Regions from separate parts of the Homo sapiens genome. Here region 2 is linked to region 1. A link is a loop called in an ENCODE intact Hi-C map of the cell type or tissue named here. Cell type or tissue: heart right ventricle. All regions are shown on one strand. Links, peaks and the distances in the headings refer to the core of each region. The heading gives the core; the rest is flanking DNA.

What was found. Peaks named below come from ENCODE experiments on the same cell type or tissue, not always from the same donor. Only the 100,000 strongest peaks of a DNase experiment are listed, where the experiment ranks them.
Region 2: a loop joins it to region 1, with 2.2 times the contacts of the local background. A loop is called at or near these places in 8 of 110 quality-filtered maps.

The regions. Positions count from the first base shown.
Region 1 is chr10:31,617,206-31,622,574 of GRCh38, forward strand. It overlaps LOC105376484 (a long non-coding RNA gene), which reads right to left and starts at 3,768. Exons shown (of 3, transcript XR_930803.3): 1 at 3,575-3,768. It also overlaps the pseudogene GLUD1P5. RefSeq lists an enhancer at 1-91. In heart right ventricle, for the core only: a CTCF peak has its summit at 3,280 (motif pointing left); DNase peaks (open chromatin) are centred at 1,432, 2,657 and 3,186; H3K27ac peaks cover 4,515 bases.
Region 2 is chr10:31,695,261-31,700,629 of GRCh38, forward strand. All of the region lies in intron 1 of MACORIS (macrophage enriched lincRNA repressor of IFN-gamma signaling), which reads right to left. Among named protein-coding and RNA genes, the nearest start is that of MACORIS, 9.5 kb to the right of the region's middle. RefSeq lists an enhancer at 1-510. In heart right ventricle, for the core only: no CTCF peak of the experiment used is centred there; DNase peaks (open chromatin) are centred at 2,781, 3,041, 3,463 and 5,086; H3K4me3 peaks cover 2,169 bases; H3K27ac peaks cover 5,000 bases.

The DNA.
Region 1 (5,369 bases), core at 211-5,210:
GTCCCCAAGAAGCCTGCTTATGCTGTCCTCGGAGATCACACCTGGCCTGACAGTCCCAAGATTGAAATACTGAAATTTTCTCCCTGTAGCGGCAGCTCAGAGACCAATGCAGAAGTGAATACCCAACTGGGTTCCATAACTCCTACTGGGGTAAACCACTCCAGTTTCACAGACACAGCTGGGACCACCCCAGGCTAGTCCTGATTTCCTGAGGTCCTCTGTCCACCAGAGGCCCCTGTGCCCTCCACCTGGATCCAGACCAGGCAGGAAGAGCAGGGAATCTTCTGAAGGCCAATGTCTGCATGCTGGGAGCCCTTAGCTGAATCTAATGAACTCTAGAATCTTCCCACTCACTTGGACACAACTGCTTGGGAGGCCCCCACACCAGCTCCAAGAGGCCCCTCTCTGCAGGTGGGCCCTGAGGTGGGCAGGGTGGATGGGGAAAGCATTGTTCCCTTGGCTCCAACTTGGGCTGGCATTTCTGGAAGTTGGTGTGTGGACGGGTGTGTGTGTGTGTGTGTGTGTGTGTGTGTGTGTGTTTGTGTGTGTGTGTGTGTTTGTGTGTGTGTGTGTGTGTGTTGGGGGGGTCCTAGCCTCCAGGTCCCTCCCCAGAGTCCAGACCCATCAGGCAGTGGTGAGGTTGGCTCTGGGGTGCTGGGCAGGGGGTGTGGGGCCCTGGAGCCTCCGCCCTCTTCCTCCCTCCCACTCAGCCTCTCTGCGGCTTGCACCCCTATCCCTGTGTCTCCACTCTCCCACTTCCCTCTCAGTTCCTCTCTGGCCATTGTGGCTCACTGATGATCACCTTCTGATGTGCTGATGTTCATGTACTTGGACTCTCTCCTCCTCTGTCTTTGCTTTGTTGCCATCTATTGGCACCTGTGTCTGTGTCTCCCTCACTATGAACTTTGTGTCCATCCTGGCCCCACTCAGGTTTCTCTGGGAACCCAGGGCCTCCCAGTCGGAGTGAGCAAGGCCCACCTCCCACCCTTCCTGCAGGGCCAGGCCCTGTCCCTGCTCCTACCCAGCCTCTCCTCCCCCCAACTCTCTCCATGAGGTGCTCGAGGGTCATGCTGGGCTTCCAGCAGGTCACAGAAGGACACCAAGGAGGAGGCCGCCATGTGCCCATGCTTGCTGCAGAGGGACAGGCGCAGGGGCTGCTCTCACAGCCGGTGCACTCTGCACTTGTCTTCTTCAGGCCAGCACCAGGGACTGGGCACCTACCCCAGATGGACTCCTGCCATCCCAGGAACAAGACCTCCTGGGAAGGAGAGCAGAAAATAAGGCAGGGGAGGAAGCGGGAGGCAAGATAGGGACATGGGACATGGGCAGAGCTGGGAAAGAACAGAAAATGATTTTGCATCTGTGGAAAGATGCTGCCTGGCCAGCGGGATGGTGTGGATAGGCCCATGTGTTGCTGCCAAGCCCTGCTCCCCTGGGTGATTAACAGAAACGAGGCAGTGGGGAGGAGGGAAAGAGAAAAATGCCTTCTACCTCCATGTGTCCCGAGTTTGAGCCCCGCGCCGGCTTGAATGGCCCAGACACTGGGGAGGAGGTTCAGCATGGGAGCATCCCCATGCTGAAATAAAGCTCCAGGAATCCAGGCCTGGGTTTTGGGGTTCAGACAGTATGTGTTTTTCTTACCACAAGCCAGAACCATGATCCCTCTGGAAAAGGTCGACTCCACAGCTGTTTAAAAATCCCCTGGGACTTGGAGATAAATGATCTGAGTCAGGCTGTGCTAACAGCTCCGTTTTGGAGCCAAGCAGGAGGTGGGCCACCGCTCCGTCCTCAGGCCCATCCATCACTGCGCGGCCACAATCTCAGGGGCCACCAGCCTCTCTGACCATGCTGTTTCCATTAGAGCATGATTGTGAAACTTTCAGAAGAGAGAGGCTGGCAAAGAACTCAGGCCAGGAGAGCCGCCCGGCCCACACCAGGGCAGAAGGCTTTCAAGGTCTCACCCTTGCCCCTCATGGGTGGGGCTGGGCTGGTTTTCCGCCAGATGGTCCCTGTGGAGATGCAGGAACATTCCCTAACCCGGGAGCCACCTCGGAGGGGAGGGAGAAGAGGGAGAGCTCACCTAGATGGCTCCACGCACCTGTCCCGGCCCGGCTTCCACTGGGCTTAACACATTCCCCCATGAAATCATGTGCATGCAGCCAAAGCAATACCAACAGGGAAATACTTTTTATTTTAACCTCAGGCTCTCACAACCAAAGTGGGTTTGCTCAGTGTGGTAAGGGAGTACGGTGTTTGCAGTGGCCCAGGACAACTGGGGGTGCCAGGGAGGCCCCGCACAGAGGAACATTTGGGGAGCATCAGAGACAGGAGGAAAGTGCCCCTGCAAGGGCCCACAGAGATGGGGAGCCCCCAGCTGCTGCGGCCTCTTTAGCTTGGCTAAAGAGGGATTATGCACCTGTTTAATCTGGAGAGAAACGCTGCCTGCAAGTTATGGCTGTTTTGCTCTAACACACGCCATTAACTATTCCTGGAATCCAAATGGAAAAGGAACAAAATAAACCACTTTGAAGTCCCAGGCTAGGGCTGATCTGGTGGGGGTGGGGTTCGGGTCCAGTTGGATGGTCTGGGCAGTGAGGGCTCTGGGCGGGGGCCGCCCCTTGCACTCTAATTGGGTGTGTCTGGGCACCTGTTTGTCCTGACATCTGCAGGAACTGGGGGGAGAGAAGGATGGCCTCCTGGGTGCAGCTACCGCCTACACTGGAGGAGGGAAGGAAGAGCCTCTGGCCAGGGTGTGCCTGGGTGGATTGACTTCCTGAGAGCTCAGGCCACCCCCATCTGCAGTGAGGCAGATGCTGTCACGGCACTAAATGCTGCAGATGCATGAACTCATTTAATCCTCGCAACAAACCTACAAAGTGGGTATCCTGATTGCCCCCATGTTACAGATGAGAAGACCAAGGCACAGAGAAATAAAGTGGCTTCCCTAAGGCACACAGCAAGGAAGCAGCAGGGCCAGGATTTGAACTCCCAGTCTGGCTGCAAAGTCCCTGTCCTTAACCAGGACATGCCCCTGTCTCTTTAACTGCATTTTAAAACCAGTTATTTGGCCCAAGAGATGTTCAGTAGTCATGCCCCGCCCCAGCTGGCTCTCAACCCCTGGAAGATTCCCCAAAGCCTGGGATCAGCTTTCTCTCCGGGCTAAACACCCCCTCCTGGCCCCAAATCACCCCAGCGCCTGTTTCCTGCGGTATTCCCCACCTCGGGAAGTGGAAGAGTCATGCAAAGCTTGACGGCCCCTATGAAGCAAACACAGGAAAGGCCAACGCCCCCCACCGGCCAGTCCCAGGATTTACTGAGATCATGAATAACAGGTTTCTTTAAGGCAGCTGTGAAGGCGGTACCCCCCCCAACCACCTGTCACCCCCAGCCTTGGGTGCCAATGGGAGACTCCGAGGACCAAAGGGCTGGCGTGGTGGAGTGAAACTGCCCCCTCTAACCTCTCCAAGGATCAGACACCACGTCCTGCATTTCCTTACAGCTGTCTTCCTTTCCCCAAGGCCAGAGCTAGTCTTTCTTGGAATCCTGGGAAGAGGCCTCTTTGACCCAAACTCACCCTCACCACCTGCTGAAAGTGTCCACATCATGGAACCCTCTGGAATGTGGTCTTCTTTTCTCCAAGTGACTCATCCAGCCTCCGCACTGTTACCAGAAATACCTTTCCAACACACAAATCAGATTAGGCCTCTCCCCTGCTTCAAACAATTTCAAATCTCTTGGCGCCAGCTTTCCACAGGAAACAGCCCAAATGTCTTATGATGTCCTACTAGGCCAATCCCCTGGCCTCTGCCTACTTTAGCCAGAGCAGAATGACCATCATTGTTTCCAGGCATCAATTATGCTGCCTTCCCTGCCAGTGACCCCTCAGCCTGGTATACATCTCTTACTCATCCCTCAAATACCCATTTGAACATCTCCTTCAGGGCCTATACTCATCCACTTCTCTCCGTGGGCAAAAAAAAACCTAGCAGAACCCTTTGCACATACATCTTACCATAACCCCTTGTGTCTCACTCATTCATTGAAATGTCTGTTTTTCCACTCTAACGAGCTTAAGAGAAGGAGGCTTAATCTTTGTATTTTCAGCACCCAGTATCAACAAGGCTGTTGAAATGCAAATATTTGGGAGAAACCCCTTGAACCAATAATCTCCAAAACCAACAATATGAATGCATTTATTTAGTTAGCTCTAGCAGAGAACATACTTGGAGACATCCACTTCTGGGCTGTGGGAGTTGTGATGTGACGGGAAGGAAACCTGTGCTCTAGGATAGAGTCTTGCCGTGGGGCTGGGACTCCTGAGACAGCTACAGGGACTGGGCAAGCTAGAGGGCAAAAACCACCCTTCATTAGGCTTTCCCCAGCCCAGCCCTGCACAAGGGAACCCATTCTGCCCCCTGACTCATCTACTGAAGGCCCTTCCTCTCCCACCGAGGCTTAAAACCTGGCCATTGGTGTCTGCCTCCTGACATTACAGAAAGCAGCCCTGGACACCTCCTCCAGGTACCTTGCAGGTAAGTATAGGCCCTCCCCATCTCCAGCTCCTCTTGGTAGAGGCAGGGGGCAGACAAAGGCCTAGGCAAATAGAGAAGGGTCCCCAGAGAATCTCTGACCTGCCCCAAAAGTGTTTACACCAGAAGTTTTGTGCAGGTAAGGGAACCTGCACAAGGGGCCTGCCTGGGTCCACCCACAGCAGACTGGAGGCCCACATGTGCTGGGGTAATGGGGTGGAGTCACCAGGAATTGTCACCTTATGCAGGGGGAGGAGCCTGGCCTCTTCAGCTCATGTTGGGGGGCCCTGGTATTCAATTTGGGAGCTGGAAACCTGCTTGCAAGACCCCCTCTCTTTGCTGAGAGCTTTTCTTTTGCTTCATAAATTCTGCCCTCCTCACCCTTCAATGTGTCCGCATGCTTAATTTTTTCCTGGTCGTCAGACAAGAACTCGGATTTAGCTGAACTAAAGAGCAAAACTCCAGCATCTCTGTCCTGTGAGCAGCATGTTCCTTTCCCTGATGTCTCCACCTCAGATGCCTCTGGTCTGGAAGTCATTTCAGCTGACTAGCTGGAGACTAGCTGTGGCGCCATAGAAAACACTGCCTTTGGAGCCAAATCAATGGGAGTTTAAATTCTGTCTCAGCCTCAGTCTCAGTTTCCTCATCTGCAAAGTGAGAGTAAAGAATCACTCCTTTTTGGGAGGCCGAGGCAGGCAGATCACCTGAGGTCAGGAGTTCGAGACCAACCTGGCCAACATGGTAAAACCCCGTCTCTACTAAAAATACAAAAATTAGCCAGGCCTGGTGGCATGAGCCTGTAATCCCAGCTACCCGAGAGGCTGAGGCAGGAAAACTGCT
Region 2 (5,369 bases), core at 139-5,138, 78 kb after region 1:
AAAGGCGAGGGGGGGCTCGCCTTGAGGGGAGGCTGGTGGGCAGGAACTGCCGGGCCCGCAGTCGAGCTGTTTTCCACTTGTCTAGGGTATATCACCTGCTTCTGCACTGCACTTAGATGAGCAACTATGACACTGATGTTCTTGTTAAGGAACTGCATTGTTTTGCTAGGGCTTCCATAACAAAGTACCACAGACTGGGTGGCTTACCCAATGAAAGTCTGTTTTCCCACCGTTCTGGAAGCTGAAAGTCCAAGATCAACCTGTGGGCAGGTTGGGTTTCTCCTGGGGCCTGTCTCCTTGGCTGGGAGGCAGCCGCCTTCTTGCTGTGTCCTCACATGGCCTTTCCCCTGTGCAAGCGCATCCCTGATGTCTCTGCATCTTCTTGTTATGACACAGCAGTATTGGGTTAGGGCCCACTCCAATGACCTCATTTTAACTTAATTACCATTGTAAGGATGCTGTCTCCAAAACAGTCACATTCTGAGGTGCTGAGGGTTGAACTTCAACAGATGTATTTGTAGGGACCAAATTCAGCCCATAGCAGGGACTTTTAGATGTTTTATTTATTTATTTTTATTTTGTTTTATTTTTATTTTTGGAGATGGAGTTTCACTCTTGTTGCCCAGGCTGGAGTGCAGTGGCACGATCTCAGCTCACTGCAACCTCTGCCTCCTGGGTTCAAGTGATTCTCCTACCTCAGCCTCCTGAGTAGCTGGGATTACAGGCACCAGCCACCGTGCCTGGCTAAATTTTTGCATTTTTAGTAGACGAGGTTTCATCATGTTGGCCAGCCTGGTCTCAAACTCCTGACCTCAGGTAATGCATCCACCTTGGCCTCCCAAAGTGTTGGTATTACAGGCATGAGCCACTGTGCCCGCCCAGACTTTTTATGATCACAATGTTCATATAAAGCCATAACTGTCACTGAGTACTGGGTATTTACTGGACTTCACCTGCATCTTCAAAACTGACACGTGAGGCAGGTAGCATTATTGTTCACACTTTAGAGATGAAGAAACTGAGGCACACTGCCATTAAGCACCTCATCTGGTTAGTGGCAGAGTTGCACCCATACAGCAGGTTGCCCAAGCCTGCGCTTCCGATCACCACATTATTCTGTCTCTTCTCCTGTGTTTGTGACAGAAAAATGTGCACACTCTAGAAGAGAAGAAAGAAAAGAAAAGCCACCCACAACTTCACCCATCTGGGCTTTGCATGTAGATGTGTATTGTGTGACATACTCTGTTTTCCTGTCCTCGTTCCTCCTTCACACCGGCTAACGTCTTTGACACAGCATTGTTGGTGGCAAGGCCAAAGGAGAGCTGTAGGGACTTAAAAACTGTGTCTGCGGCCTGGCACGGTGGCTCACACCTGTAATCCCAGCACTTTGGGAGGCTGAGGCAGGAGGATCACTTGAGGTCAGGAGTTCGAGACCAGCCTGGCCAACATGGTGAAACCCCATCTTCTACCAAAAATACAAAAATTAGCCGAGTGTGGTGTTGTGCACCTGTAATCCCAGCTACTTGGGAGCCTGAGGCAGGAGAATTGCTTGAACCTGGGGGGCGGAGGTTGCAGTGAGCAGAGATCAGGCCACTGCACTCCACCCTGGGCAGCAGGGTGAGACTCTGTCAAAAAAACAAAAACGAAACAAAAAACAAAAACAAAAAACTGTGTCTGCAAAAAATAAAAGAGCATGGGACAGTGTTAAGGATACAGGGTTGGGTGTAAGCAGCAGGTTCCTTAGCAATGTGTGCAGTATGAGCCCAATTTAAAACAAAACAAAACAAAACAAAAATTATCACCGGAATTCTAGGTAGATCTCTGGCTACTGAGCCTATGGGTGATATTCATTTTCCTCCTATATCACCTATATGTGTTTCCCATATTTTTCAAATGTGCTATAATGAGCATGTAGACACAATGACCTCTGAAAGCAGAAATAAAAAACAATAAATGTCCTAAGAGAAAAATTAAACTGTGCTGGCTCACAGCACGGCAGGTCCGATTCACTGATGCAGTCTCCATTCTGGAAGATTTCTGTGTTTGTGCCCAGAAGGGAAAACAAAGGCAGCAGACGGAGTCTGTGAGGAAATCTACTGGAAACAACATCCTGAGTGAGGAAAGCAACAAAAGAGCCACCTCCCTAAAAGCAGCCCAAAGTGGCAATTCAAATAGTAAAAATGACGCAGGGATTTGGAAACAAAATCCCAGCTTGCAGTCAGAGCTTCCTGAGCCAGTGAAAACAGCAAGTGCGGAAGAGGAAGCCCAGGCTGCCCCATGTCCCCAGGGTCCACGGCTGCCACCTTTGCCAGGACCCCTGGGGGCTCAGAGAGAGCTCCATTCTTCTCCTCCCAGGTGGAGGGTCAGCCCTGTGCCCCAGGTGCCCAGCAGTCTAGGGGGCATGCCAAGTTTTCCCTGTGGGGAGCAAGGCTGCCCTTGGACAGGAACCCAGAAATGGCCTGAGCCGGGCCGGGCATGTGTTTCACCTCAGGCCACCTGCTTCCTGCTGGGCTGCGCAGCCGGGAGCCAGCGAGGCGGACACAATGGGCAAGACCCACGTCACTTTCTTAGGGAAAGAAAATTACTCTTTGTGGACCGAGAGATCAAGACAGGATATCTATAAGTGTTTAAAGAAAAGCCCAGTCTGCAGTCCCCTCCCTCCCCAAGCACTTCCGAAATGTCCCTCAACACACCCGGCTCTTTAAATATCCAAACCCAGAATAAATGTGCACACAGCATTTCCCCCAGCAACGGGGTCCACGCGGCTGCCAGCTGAGTCACAGATGTTAGAGCTGGGCCGGGCCTCTGAGATCACCAAGTTCAGGCTAAGAGCAGAATGACCAGCTCTCGGTGCTTCTTCCCTGTGCAGACACTTGCTGGCTGTGTCACTGCTGGGCACCTCTCCTCTCTCAGTGGCTCCCTGGGCTGTGCTGGTGCCACTCAGGTCTCCCTGTGCCCTTAATAACCACTGAGCCACCCAGCCTAGGCTGCTAGGGCCATGCTTTTAAATGAGATGCTGAGTCTAGAGAGGAAAAAGGACTCGCTGCATTGCACAACTTGTTCCTGGCGTAACTGGAGCTAAAACCTGGCGTGACTCGTCTCCTCCAGCTCTTTCCTGGACTCTTATGGACGTCTTGCGTCTGACGATTGTTTTGTGGGGCCATCCTGTGATGGTGCGGGTGATTGCTATAGATTACAAGCTGTTGAATGTACTTTCTTTGAGATCCCTCCAGATAGGTTTAGACAGGCATTTTCTTAAGTTTTGGATTTTTATCAACTTGGACTATATCTATGGTTTGGTTTTGTTTTTCATAAAAATTCTTTTTGGCCTCTGGTAAAGATAAATTCCACCAGACCTCAAAATGTGAAACAGACACAAGCAGACCTGATCTGGTTGGAGCAGGAGCAAAATCCCAAAGCTCCCTCTCCTACAGCCTCCCTCTGCTGCACAACCCCCATGTCCTGGGACTCATAGCTCTGAGCAATCATTTGCAAAACACTGGGCCGTCAGTATCTGATGGACTTGCTCGTATCTGAGAATCTGTGATTCGTGATTATGTGACTGTAGATAATGAAGAAAACATCCCCAGGTTCCTACCCTATCCTCCACCTAACTTGGCAGCATAGAGTAACAAATAAGGATGAGGAGAGATCTGACAGGTGTGCTAAATTTAAATGCACCCAGGGGTCATCAGTGAAATGTACACGCCCAAGCCCAAAATAAATCATTCATTCTTTCATTCCTCCAACAAAAATCGACTGCTAGGCACAGCAGATTATATGCAGGAAAGTAATTCACAGCCTTTATTCTTAAGGAGGTTTGGGTTTTATGTAAGAAAGTCTGACATCTAAATACAAAGAAAATTATAAACACTTCCAATATAATGTCTTTCAGATTTTCATGATCAAGAGCCGCCCTTTCCAGCAAGAATCACCATCAATGGCTTCATGGAAGAAGTGGCATTTGAAGAATAGTGTGATTTTGACAGGTGGAGCTGGGAGAGGAGGGCACTTCAGAATGAGGAAGCAGCATATTCAAAGGCCTGGGGGCCATTTGGTCATACAGGCTGAACCATATTCACCTCTAGGAAGCACATTCAGGTAATAGTGAAGGGAAGGGCAGCCATGGAATCAGCCACGTGGCAGCCCTGCTGGAAAGCACAGGTGTGTTCAAGAAATCCTGAGCTTGGGCACACCATGGGAGGGATCTGAATGGGGAAGCAGAGAGATCAGGCAGGGACCAGGGCGTGGAGGGCCTGGAAAGCCAGACAAAGGCTGCACACAGTGGGAAGTTGCTAAGCATTTTTGAGCAGGTAAGTGGCAACAGGGTCAAGCTTTCGGAAGCTAGGCCTAGCCATGGTATGAGGGTGAAATGGGAGGAAAGGGATGGAAGGCCAGGATGTGGTTGAAATTACCGCTGCAATAAAGGGGACAGGGAAAGGGCCAACTGTCGGTGGGGCAGGTGGTGTGGCTGGAAAAGAAGGGATAGGTGCAAGAGAATTTTTTAAAGTCCCGGGAAAATCAGCCAGGCTTGACAAATAACTGACTTTGGAGGTCAGAGGAGTGGAACAGTCAGAGGGACCAGCCGGCCTGTTCTGGGAACCTGGGGAAGGAGTGGGGGTCTTTTGCACTTTTACGGGAGACCACAGGTGTTTCTGCAACTGGATAGGCAAACGAGAAGTTCGATTTTAGGCCTGGGATGTCTGAGATGTTGGAGAGAGAGCCAGTTCAAAGTACCAGCTCTACCCCAAGCAAGGCTTTCTTTATGTCACCACACACATGTGCACAAAAACTCCTCTTAGTGTTGATAGTGAAACAGCCTGACTTGGAAGGAGGGTTATCGATTCCAATAGGCCCCATACTGCATTTTCTCCATCTGATTTCTCTCGCCTTCTTCTCTCCTTCCCAGGGAACATGGGGCTCAATGTGAGAGAAAGTCAAAAATGCAACTTCCTTATGGCAAATATGGGCAACAATTAGAAGAGCAAGGAAGGGGAATTCCCCCCGGCCCCATATTTTCCAGCTGAGCTGTGCTTGTCAGGGTAAACAGCGACAAAAATAATCACAGTTGCTTGCCACTTGGAATACTATTATCTGAACAGTTGGTGGATATGAACTGTTTTTAAAACGGGCTATCAAAACAAACCCAGGGAGAACATCTGTGGGGCCACGGGCCTGCGAGCCAGCTAAGGAAGGAAGCCATAACCCGGCAGCCTCTCCATCAAGTGTCCTTGCTGGGCAGGCGAGGGGGCGTCCCAACGATCACGAGGATGGGATGGGGTGGCCCAGGGTGGGAGGAGGCAAAAACAGGAAAGCAAGGGTCCGGCATGCAAACCAATTCTGAGCAACATACAGAAATGCAACTTCTA